Linked DNA regions of Homo sapiens: region 2 is linked to region 1. The links are chromatin contacts, found by Hi-C or POLR2A ChIA-PET in ENCODE. All regions are on one chromosome and are shown on one strand. The core of a region is the stretch at or near the end of the contact, and the rest is flanking DNA. Distances in the headings are between cores, read along the strand shown. Region 1 overlaps MGA (MAX dimerization protein MGA). Region 2 overlaps EHD4 (EH domain containing 4).

The links. Hi-C counts contacts between places; a loop is a spot of excess contacts on that map. ChIA-PET counts read pairs that join two places held with the same protein, here RNA polymerase II (POLR2A). Pooled maps may share reads with other maps.
Region 2: a loop to region 1 is called in a map of CD8-positive, alpha-beta T cell, with 2.1 times the contacts of the local background. The contact joins two enhancer-like sites. A Hi-C loop is called at or near these places in 1 of 168 maps with a recorded cell type or tissue (CD8-positive, alpha-beta T cell) and 9 of 50 pooled maps. POLR2A ChIA-PET finds 5 or more read pairs at or near these places in 3 of 52 experiments (CD4-positive, alpha-beta T cell, activated CD4-positive, alpha-beta memory T cell and activated T-cell).

Annotation. Positions count from the first base shown.
Region 1 is chr15:41,693,287-41,698,675 of GRCh38, forward strand. MGA (MAX dimerization protein MGA) reads left to right here. Exons shown (of 24, transcript NM_001400225.1): 3 at 2,789-3,737. Among named protein-coding and RNA genes, the nearest start is that of MIR626, 4.4 kb to the left of the region's middle. Within about 2 kb of position 2,890, at least 7 of the 41 ENCODE cell types and tissues checked have a DNase peak (open chromatin) inside an H3K27ac peak, as active enhancers do.
Region 2 is chr15:41,927,876-41,933,264 of GRCh38, forward strand. The region is part of intron 3 of EHD4 (EH domain containing 4); the gene reads right to left. It overlaps EHD4-AS1 (EHD4 antisense RNA 1), which reads left to right. Exons shown (of 4, transcript NR_120332.1): 3 at 475-631; 4 at 807-1,411. Among named protein-coding and RNA genes, the nearest start is that of EHD4-AS1, 9.2 kb to the left of the region's middle. RefSeq lists enhancers at 1-143, 1,039-1,542, 1,505-1,584, 1,605-1,734. Within about 2 kb of position 2,841, at least 23 of the 41 ENCODE cell types and tissues checked have a DNase peak (open chromatin) inside an H3K27ac peak, as active enhancers do.

The DNA.
Region 1 (5,389 bases), core at 1,640-4,139:
TCCCAATGCTATCCCTCCCCCCTCCCCCCACCCCACAACAGTCCCCAAAGTGTGATGTTCCCCTTTCTGTGTCCATGCGTTCTCATTGTTCAATTCCCACCTATGAGTGAGAATATGCGGTGTTTGGTTTTTCGTTCTTGTGATAGTTTACTGAGAATGATGATGGAGGATTTTCAAGTAAGGTTAAAATCTTAAGTAGAAATTGTGCAAGGAACAAGTAACTACACATTCATGTAATGGTTGCTTGTGCCTATTTTAAGTTTTATAAAGTTTTATGAAGACACTGGGTTAGCAAGTAGTGAAAAAAATAGTACTTCATTAATGATGGCTTGGTGTTGAAAATGTATTTTATTGGACTGAGACACTAATGTAATATTTTCTGTGTGATTGGATCCTATGGAGTATACTGCAGGTTATTGTTTAAGATGAGGCTGAAATGGCTGAGGATAAATTATATTGGGCTTAGAAAAGCATCCCAGATATTTATACTTTTTTCTTTAGTTTCAGAAGCCTTTGAAATGCTTTTGGACAGGCAAGTAACGTCAATATAGTTCAATATTTTAGGAAGATAAATTCAGTAATAAAAGTAATGGATGTGAAAGTGTCTCGATTATTGGGGATATTTAATTTTATTGCCTTTTCTTGTGATTTTGCCCCTCAAATCACTGCCTTGCAGTGATTTCTGCAAGAAATCTAAGAAAATATTTCTTAGATTTTAAGAAATATTCTGGGGGGAAAAAACTGTTTAGTGTAACTTTTCTAGTTCTAAGTGGAGGAGGGTCAGTCTGCTCTGAGCTATTTCACACTATTAATGGAAACCTACCTACCTAACTTTTTAAAAAGTGACTGGGCCGGGCGTGGTGGCTCACACCTGTAATCCCAACACTTTGGGAGGCTGAGGTGGGCGGATCACGAGGTTAGGAGTTCGAGACCAGCCTGGCCAACATGGTAAAACCCTATCTCTACTAAAAATACAAAAATTAGCCGGGCGTGTTGGTGCATGCCTATAATCACAGCTGTTCGGGAGGCCAAGGCAGGAGAATTGTTTGAACCTTGGAGGTGGAGGTTGCCACTGTACTCCAGCCTGGGTGACAGAGCAAGACCCCATCTCAGGGAAAAAAAAAGTGACTGATCAGAAGAAAATATTTTAGTTGTGTAAATGCTGTTTTCTTATTTTTGAAATTTTAAATTTTTTGTTTATTTATTTTAGAGGAGGCATCCTGCTCTGTTGCCCAGGCTTTTTTTCTTTTTTTTTTTTGAGACGGAGTCTTGCTCAGTTGCCCAGGCTGGAGTGCAGTGGCACGATCTCGGCTCACTGCAAGCTCCGCCTCCCAGGTTCACACCATTCTCCTGCCTCAGCCTCCCGAGTAGCTGGGACTACAGGCGCCCGCCACCACGCCCAGCTGATTTTTTGTATTTTTAGCACCGTGTTAGCCAGGATGGTCTTGATCTCCTGACCTCGTGATCCACCTGCCTCGGCCTCCCAAAGCACTGGGATTACAGGCGTGAGCCACTGCGCCCGGCTCCAGGGTTTAATTCAGTGGTGCAATTGTAGCTCACTGCAGCCTCGAACTCCTGGGCACAAGCAGTCCTGGCACCTCAGTCTTCTGAATAGCTGGTACTACAGGCGTGTGCCACCATGCCTGGCTATAAATGCTGTTTTCAGTCATAGGCTTTGAACTATTTAAAAAAAAATGCCCACAATCCTTTGTTACATGTTATTTGTTAGTGAATATATATAGTGGTGTGTATAGTTTTTCTCAAAGCAGTTTTCATCCTGCTTTCCTGTGCTGCTAACGTGTTGACTTGTATGGATATTTTGAGGTGGGGGGAAATGAGAGGTGCAGTTTTAGAATTTCTGAGTCTGAGAATTTTAATTCGTCATTACTTTATGTGGAATCTTTTTTTTTTTTTTCTTTTTTGACACAGGGTCTTGCTCTGTCGCCAGGCTGGAGGCAGTGGCACAATCTCGGCTCTCTGCAACCTCCGCCTCCCGGGTTCAAGCGATTATTCTGCCTCAGCCTCTTGAGTAGCTGGGACTACTGGCATGTGCTACCACGCTGAGCTAATTTTTGTATTTTTAGTAGAGATGGGGTTTCACCATGTTGGCCAGAATGGTCTCAATCTCTTGACCTTGTGATCCGCCTGCCTCAGCCTCCCAAAGTAGTGGGATTACAGGCGTGAGCCATCGCTCCTGCCCAATTTTTTATTTCTACCATATTCTCAAGATACATTGGTACAGTTCTTAGGCTTTCAATGGATGATTGGGAGGAGGGGGAAACTAGATGTTTATGTTGTTTTTGGATGAATTATACACAATATATCTGGGTCATACGTATTTGCCTTTAACTCCCTATCTTTTATTTTGGAAGAATTAGTGGTGAATTCTTTATATTGAAAGTGAGTTTTTCAATTTTAAAGTTGGAAAATCATCTGGCAACATCATGACTATACTAAAAACCAATGAATTGTATACTCTAAAATTGCTGCAATATTATGTTTTATGTTATGTGAATTTAATCTCAAAACATACAGGAAAATATCAGCTGGCAGTTTAATGGCCCTTTCCGGTTTGTGTTGCAATTCTTAGTTGTGATGGATGTGTGTTCGCTTTACAGGGTTGTTAATCACCGTGTGGATTTTTAGAGTTTTTGAGTGTTTTTGAGGAATGGCTCAGGAAATCTGATGTGTTACTTGGATTCCTAACATCTTTTTTTTTTTTTCTCTTCAAGTCTTGTTAATGGATCATTTTGTACTTTTAAAATCCCTTTCTCCTCTCTCTCTCCAGTCTTATTGCCAGCAGTTTTGAAGATGACTCCCGTGTAGCCTCACCGTTAGACCAGAACGGAAGCTTCAATGTTGTTATTAAAGAGGAACCTCTAGATGATTATGACTACGAACTTGGTGAGTGCCCAGAAGGGGTCACTGTGAAACAGGAAGAGACAGATGAAGAGACGGATGTATACTCAAACAGTGATGATGATCCTATACTAGAGAAACAGCTAAAGAGGCACAATAAAGTTGACAACCCAGAAGCTGACCATCTATCTTCTAAATGGCTTCCAAGCAGCCCATCAGGTGTTGCTAAAGCTAAAATGTTCAAATTAGACACTGGAAAGATGCCAGTAGTCTATCTGGAGCCCTGTGCTGTCACCAGAAGCACAGTTAAGATTTCTGAACTCCCCGATAACATGCTTTCCACATCTCGAAAGGATAAATCTTCTATGTTGGCAGAATTGGAATATTTGCCTACATACATTGAAAATTCCAATGAGACTGCCTTCTGCTTAGGCAAGGAATCAGAAAATGGTCTTAGAAAACATTCACCAGATCTCAGAGTGGTACAAAAATATCCCTTACTGAAAGAGCCTCAGTGGAAATATCCTGATATATCTGACAGCATTAGCACAGAAAGAATACTCGACGATTCAAAGGATTCAGTTGGAGACTCACTTTCAGGAAAAGAGGACTTGGGCAGAAAGAGAACAACTATGCTTAAGATTGCAACAGCCGCAAAGGTAGTGAATGCTAATCAGAATGCCTCTCCAAATGTCCCTGGAAAAAGAGGAAGGCCACGAAAATTGAAACTCTGTAAGGCAGGACGACCACCTAAGAACACAGGAAAGTCTTTAATTTCTACAAAGAATACACCTGTAAGCCCTGGGAGTACCTTTCCAGATGTGAAGCCTGATCTGGAAGATGTGGATGGTGTTCTCTTTGTTTCCTTTGAATCAAAGGTAAGATTGTAATTTTCAGGATTCTTTAAGGCTAATTAGTCATACTTGAATTGTATACTGGCTTGTAAGTAACTCGATTTACAATCTAGTTTTGTGATATCTATTTGTGAGGGTGTATGGGGGGTGGAGTTGGGAGGGAAGTGTCTCCAAAATGTTTGGTTTAGTTAATAGGAATAACTTAAGATACTTCATTTGAATAGACTTAAAAAAGTATGTCTTGCTTAGATTTCAGTTTACGATTTTTGCATAGCTGTGTTTAAAAAAAGTCTTCGGGTCTTACTGGAATTTTCATCATTATGGATTTTGGAAAGGACTAAAAATACATGAAATATTTACTAACTCTTTGGTGACGCTCCATTTCTTTTACCTCCTGGTTTTCTTTTATTTTTCTTTTCTTTTTTTTTTTTTTTTGAGACAGAGTCTTGCTCTGTTGCCCAGGCTGGAGTTCAGTGGCACGATCTCAGCTCACTGCAATCTCCGTCTCCCGAGTTCAAGCCATTCTCGTGCCCCAGCCTCACGAGTAGCTGGGATTACAGGCGTGTGCCACCACACCCAGCTAATTTTTGTAATTTTGGTAGAGACGGGGTTTTGCAATGTTGGCCAGCTAATTTCTAACTTCTGGCCTCCAGCAGTCTGCCTGCTTCAGCCTCCCAAAGTGCTGGGATTACATGCATGAGCCACCGCTCCTGGCCCTGGTTTTCAGTAGTAGTAGTAGAGTACCATTGGAGAACCAAATATTAACAGTCATCTTAACTCTCCTGTCTTACACATTGAAGTCTCTGTTTATTCCACTCTGACTCTTCAACCAGATTATTTTTCTTGGAAATTTTTATAGAAGCCCAGTCTTTTTTTATTTATTTTTTGAGATGGAGTCTCGGTCTGTGGCTCATGCTGGAGTGCAGTAGCGCAATCTTGGCTCACTGCAAACTCCGCCTCCTGTGTTCTTGCCATTCCCCTGCCTCAGACTCCCGAGTAGCTGGGACTACAGGTGCTCGCCACCATGCCCGGCTAATTTTTTTTGTATTTTTAGTAGAGACGGGGTTTCACCATATTAGCCAGGATGGTCTCGATCTCCTGGCCTCGTGATCCTCCTGCCTCAGCCTCCCAAAGTGCTGGAATTACAAGCGTGAGCCACTGCCCCTGGCCTCTTTTTTTTTTTTTTTTTGAGACGGAATCTTGCTCTGTCACCAGCTGGAGTGCAGTGGCACAATCTTGGCTCACTGCAACCTCTGTTTCCCGGGTTCAAGCAGTTCCCCTGCCTCAGCCTCCCGAGTAGCTGGGACTACAGGTGTGCATCACCATGCCCAGCTATTTTTTTTATTTTAGTAGAGACAGGGTTTCACCATGTGGCCAGGATGGTCTCAATCTCCTGACCTTGTGATCCACCTGCCTCGGCCTCCCAAAGTGCTGGGATTATAGGCGTGAGCCACTGTGCCAGGCTGTCTTTCTTAATTGACTACACAGATGTTGGATATTTAATCCCTTCTACCTGTTCTTTTCCTCCCTTCTTGTTAGCTGAGTAAGCTATCTGAATATAGGCTCTGAGAAGTGAACATGCAAATTGGCGTATACTTTGAGGTCAGTTAGCTCAGTATGACATCGTATTCACATTTTTTTACTTCCCCCTTTTCCCCTTCTGATTATTAAAGTAA
Region 2 (5,389 bases), core at 1,591-4,090, 230 kb after region 1:
GGTTTAATCAAGTGAATTCACTTGAACAAGAAATGTAACTGATTTTTAGCAATCTGGCAAGTTTAGTTGCTTAAATAGTGGTATGCGTTTCTAAAAAAGGGTTGTTACTAACTAGGGGAAGTGTAAATCATCTCAAAGTAAACATCAACTATCTGGGATCGCTCAGGTATTATAAATACACTTCGAAAAGAGTCCCTTTAGTTAATAATAACAGCCACTTCAGGGCAAGGAGTCTCTGCATTGTTTCCTGGCTGAGTTTACTTCGCAACTAGAAAAGTCTGCTTCTGAAAATGTCTTCTGAAAATGTCATTGTGGCAGAGAGCAAAATGATAGCTATAAATCAACAACTGCAGCAAATATTTACTTAGCTCTTACTACATTCCTGCACTGCCCTGTGAGCTCCATATCACTACAATCTTGTAATCCTTGCAACAATCCCATGAAGTAGGTACTTTTATTACCCCCATTTTACAGGGGAGGAAAAAAGACTCAGAGAGGTTAAGTATCCGACCCAAGGCACACAGCTGTTTCTCAGGGGAGCCCGGATTCAAACCCAGGGACTCGGATCCTAGAGCCTGTGCTTTCACCCGCTGCGCTGCACCATATGTGTACCAGGATGGTAGAATCAGAGGTGAGTGTACTTTATTTTCTCCTTTTTGATTTGTGGTTTCCTAAGTGTTCTACAATGAATATATATTATTTTTATATCAAGAAAACAAATATGCATATTGTAAAAATTATTGGCCCACTTGCATTATTATTGAGGAGGTTGTTCTTTTTCTTCTACAATGGTGCTTCTGGTGAAGGTCTGGATTCCAGCATTTCCCTGCCAGAGGCTATGGTGGGTGTGCCGAGCACCACCCTGAGGGGGAAGCAGTATCTCAGCAACTACACCCCCGAGGAAGAGGCAGTCCCCAATCAGCGGGAGCAATGGGACCTGCTGATGACAAAATAAGCCACAGAATGAATGGCTCTGCTCCACTGGCCTTCTCTCCTCCCTGCCCCCTTTTCCCCAGCTGACCAGATGCAGGGCAGTGGCAGGGAGGGGCTGATACCAAACCCGGTCTGGGAGACTGCCCGGAGGGAACACAGGTTCCCAAGCTCCTTTTGGAGAGGCTGGATGTGAGTTCACCTCGAACCTTTCAGCTGGTAATGGCCACCTCTTGGAGAATGTAACTGGTTACCAGAAAACCCCAGAGGTTGTCTCCCAGTACCTAGCCTAAAGTGGGTGTGGCCACAGAACCTACCAAAATTTAAATAAAAGCAAGAACTAGGCGTGTCCAGGGATGGCGTTGTGCTGTTTATCCGCTCTCTGCTCTTCCCACTCCTCCTTCCTTTGGGATTTTGTCCAAGACTCTGTAAATTAATTTTTCTGTGCCTGTTTCCTCATAAAATAAACAAGCTAACCTCACAGCCTGTCCCTCCTTCCTCTGGGGGATATGTGACAATAACAGATGGGTGAGCCACATGTCCCTGAAGGCCCCTCCAGGGCAAGGGCGGGAGAGCCCCACATCACAGGTTCGTGCCACGCCACAGACATGGGAACAGAGGAAGGTTCCACGCCAGTACTCGGCCCACTGAACGCTGCTGCTTCTGGGCATGTGACCAAGTGAAAGGGAAAATTGGGTTTCGCATCTCACTTTCCATCTCAGATTAAATACCAGATGAAGAAGCAGGCCCATTTAAAGAAGGCTGAGCCCTGGAGAAAGACAGCAACATGGTATTATCAGTCATTTTAGGCTCTTTGCTGGAGAGGGAAGTTGGTAAAAAAACCTACCAAGAAAATCCTGTAAGTCCTGGAGCCTGGCTTAACAATTTCATTCTGCTGGGCCTCAGTTTCTATACCTGTGAGTCAGATGATCAAAAAGGATTCTTTCTAGATCTTAAATTTTAGCTATATAGGGTGGTTCCAAACAGTAAGCTTCTTTGAAATAAAAAGCCAGATTCCCAGGAAAATCGATTTAGCTCAGCGTCTGTATAGTACAGACACGAACTAGTTACAGTGCCAGCCTAAGATGACCCTTCAGATGGCTACAGTAGACCCTTCAGATGGCTACAGGAATACTGAATGAACAACTCTAAATGACACAATTATCAAACAGTAAGTTTCATTTTATTACATCCCTTCTACTGGATTCATGTGCTATATAGCATTTGGGCCAATTTGAAGGTCCTTGAATGTTTCTATAGGTGTAATTAGTTGCCCCAAAGTTTAACTTATTGTCATCCAATTCCAAACAACTCTATACTGAAAGAAACTATCTGAGGAAGGGTTGTGGAATGTATGACTTCCAAGGATGCTTAAGAAGTCACCCCATCTAACCTTCTGATATTATTATATATTAGGATGAACAGATCCAGGAATCCCGTGTCACGCACATGGAAATTGTCCATTCCTCATTTTTCAAGTGGGCTTTGTGTATAAGTCAGGCTAGAAAGTCTCATACAATATGTCTATAAATCAGACGGAGTTGGCGTGGCAAACATTACTTGCACTGAATTTTCTTGAGGCAAAATGCCAACAGACTCCACCCAAATGTGATGAGGTCAAACATTTATAAGCAAGGCTTTGACCGTGACAATGCATCTTGTCATTCTGTGGTTCAGAAGGGCAAAGGTAATGTTTCTTCAGGCTACAGTTTTCTAAAGAGAAATGTTAAACCAACGGGATGACAACTGGGGTCATAAAGGGCTAGAAAGCAACTTCTGACCTGAAGACCCCACCCCTCGCCCTGCCCTGTTCCTCTTTTCAAACATCTTGGCATTGCACAAGTGTCCTGCATGCCTGTGGACAACAGCTGGCACTGCAGACCAGCTCTAGCAATTAAGTTATCAGCTAACCAGCTCCTCAAGCCAAACTATTACTCAGAGACAGTTATTTCTGGGCTTATGTCACAGATGGAAAGAAAGACCCAGTCAGTGGGAACCATGGGAATCCACACGGGGCTCCTTATAAAAAAATGACTCACTGATTTTGCTAAAAGTAGCCCATGTAGTTACCAACAGTATTTCAAAACAGTCAAATACCTCCAGAAAAGGAAATACTTTAAAAAGGTATACATGAAAAGATGCTCAACCACACTAACCATGAGGAATGAAAATTAGAATCATAATGAGATGGTGGGCATGTAAACAGGCATGCCTTCTACAGTGGCATTTTTGGCACCAGCTAACATAATAAAAAGACCGCCGCTCCTTTTGATTCCAAAATTCCACCTCTAGGAATGCATCTTAGAGTTACATCTGCACATTTTTTGGATTAGTCTCTATTTCATTTATTTTTTTACATTGATAAAGAAAAATTGTATATATTTATCATGTCCAACATGTTGTTTTGAAATATGTATACACTGAGGCTGGGTGCAGTGGCTCATGCCTGCAATCCCACCACTTTGGGAGGCTGAGGCAGGTGAATCACTTGAGCCTAGGAGTTTGAGACCAGCCTGGGCAACAAGGTGAAACCCCATCTCTACAAAAAATGCAAAACATTAGCTGGGCATGGTGGTGCATGCCTACAGTCCCAGCTACTCAGGAGGCTGAGGTGGCAGGATCACTTGAACCCAGGAGGTCAAGGCTGCAGTGAGCTGTGATCGTGCCACTGCACTTCAGCCTGGGTGACGGAGCTTCGAGATCCTGTCTCAAAATAAAATAAAACATAAAATAAAGTAAAATTAAATTAAAATAAAACAAAATTAAATATGCATTCAATGTGAAATGGCTAAATTGACAGTGCAATTAGCATATGCATTACTTCACATACTTGTTTTGTTGTGGTAAGAACACTTAAAATCTACTCAGCAATTTCTTTTTTTTTTTTTTGAGACGGAGTCTAGCTCTGTCACCCAGGCTGGAATGCAGTGGCGCAATCTCAGCTCACTGCAACCTCCACCTCCCAGGTTCAAGTGATTCTCCTGCCTCAGCCTCCTGAGTAGCTGGGATTACAGGCGCACGCCACCACGCCTGGCTAATTTTTGTATTTTTAGTAGAGACAGGGTTTCACCATGTTGGTCAGGCTGGTCTCCAACTCCTGACCTCGTGATCCGCCCACCTCAGCCTCCCAAAGTGCTGGGATTACAGGTGTGAGCCGCCGCGCCCAGCCAGCAATTTCTTTTTTTTTTTAAGCTCCTCCCTTTTCAGCAATTTTCAAGATATATTTGCACGTTATCGTGCCAACTGTATACACTTGCACCGTACATGCTAAACTGTGTAAATCCACTGTGGCACTGTTTGTAACGGCAAAAGATTAGGAACAGCCTGAATGTCACCCACCAAAAGGATGGCACCTATTAATTCTGGTCTATCTATATGATGGACTGCGGGAGGCAGCTCCGAAGTACAGACATGGACAAGCTCCAAGATTTACTATAAGTGGGAAAATCAAGACACAGGGCAGTGGAGCGAATCCCGCCAGGGCTCCACGTGAGTGGGCGGGTGAGCTGGGAGAAGCCCCAGGGTCTGCAGGCAGGGTCTGCTCTGGGAGAGGAACTGGGGGATATGGGTGGTACAGACATTCTTCACTATCTTTTTGTAGCCTTTTGTCCCAAGCACATACACACCTACCCACCGCAGGGTGCTTCAGAAAGGTGAAACGCTGCATACATGGTCTGATTTGTGCTTTGCATCTCGATTTGGATTCCAACAGGAGGCAATTTTGAGAAAGAGACTAAGATTACAGGTGAATGGAGGTTTCTTGAGGAAACTGCATCAGGGCATGTGTGAGAAATATCCCTAGATACAAGAAAGAGGATTATGGCAAAAAGAATTGGAGGAGTGCCAGAAGCCGGGCCCCTCAGCCACACCCGGGAACACTGCTCCCGGGTCATTCTCTTCAGCAGGTTTCCCACCTCCAGCCCTTGTCTGCACTCTCGTGGCTTTCCATAGCTCTACGGTCAGGCCCAAATACTTCACGCACCCTCACCGCCCCTGCTTTGGATCTCTGGAAGAGCAAGGCCCTTGTCTGAGTCCCAGGACTCGGCCATCCTCTGCCCTCCCCTGGGAAATGCTGAGCGCTTGGCCGAGAGGGCCCTCTGAGCTGGGTCCGTCTATTCTGGGACCACCCCAGTTCTATAAAATGAATCATGACCGCCCCTATCACCAGTTATTAATCATGATCCATGTTAAATGGTTTACACATGTTATCTTCAAAACAACCCTGGGAAGGAAAATTCCCTCACTTTATAAAAGCGGAAAGAGGCTCACAGGGCCCCATGCTGGGATTCAAGCTCAGGTCAGCCTCCTCCAGGGCCCACAGGAGTGTGCCTGCATCTCCCCACCTCCCTCTGTCTTTCTAAGGAAAATACAGATGCTCCCTGAAAGCCTTGTTATTTTCAGCGTTTCCCCAACCACAGGCTTGTTTGGATGGTCGAGATGCCTGCCTGCCTGCCGGGCA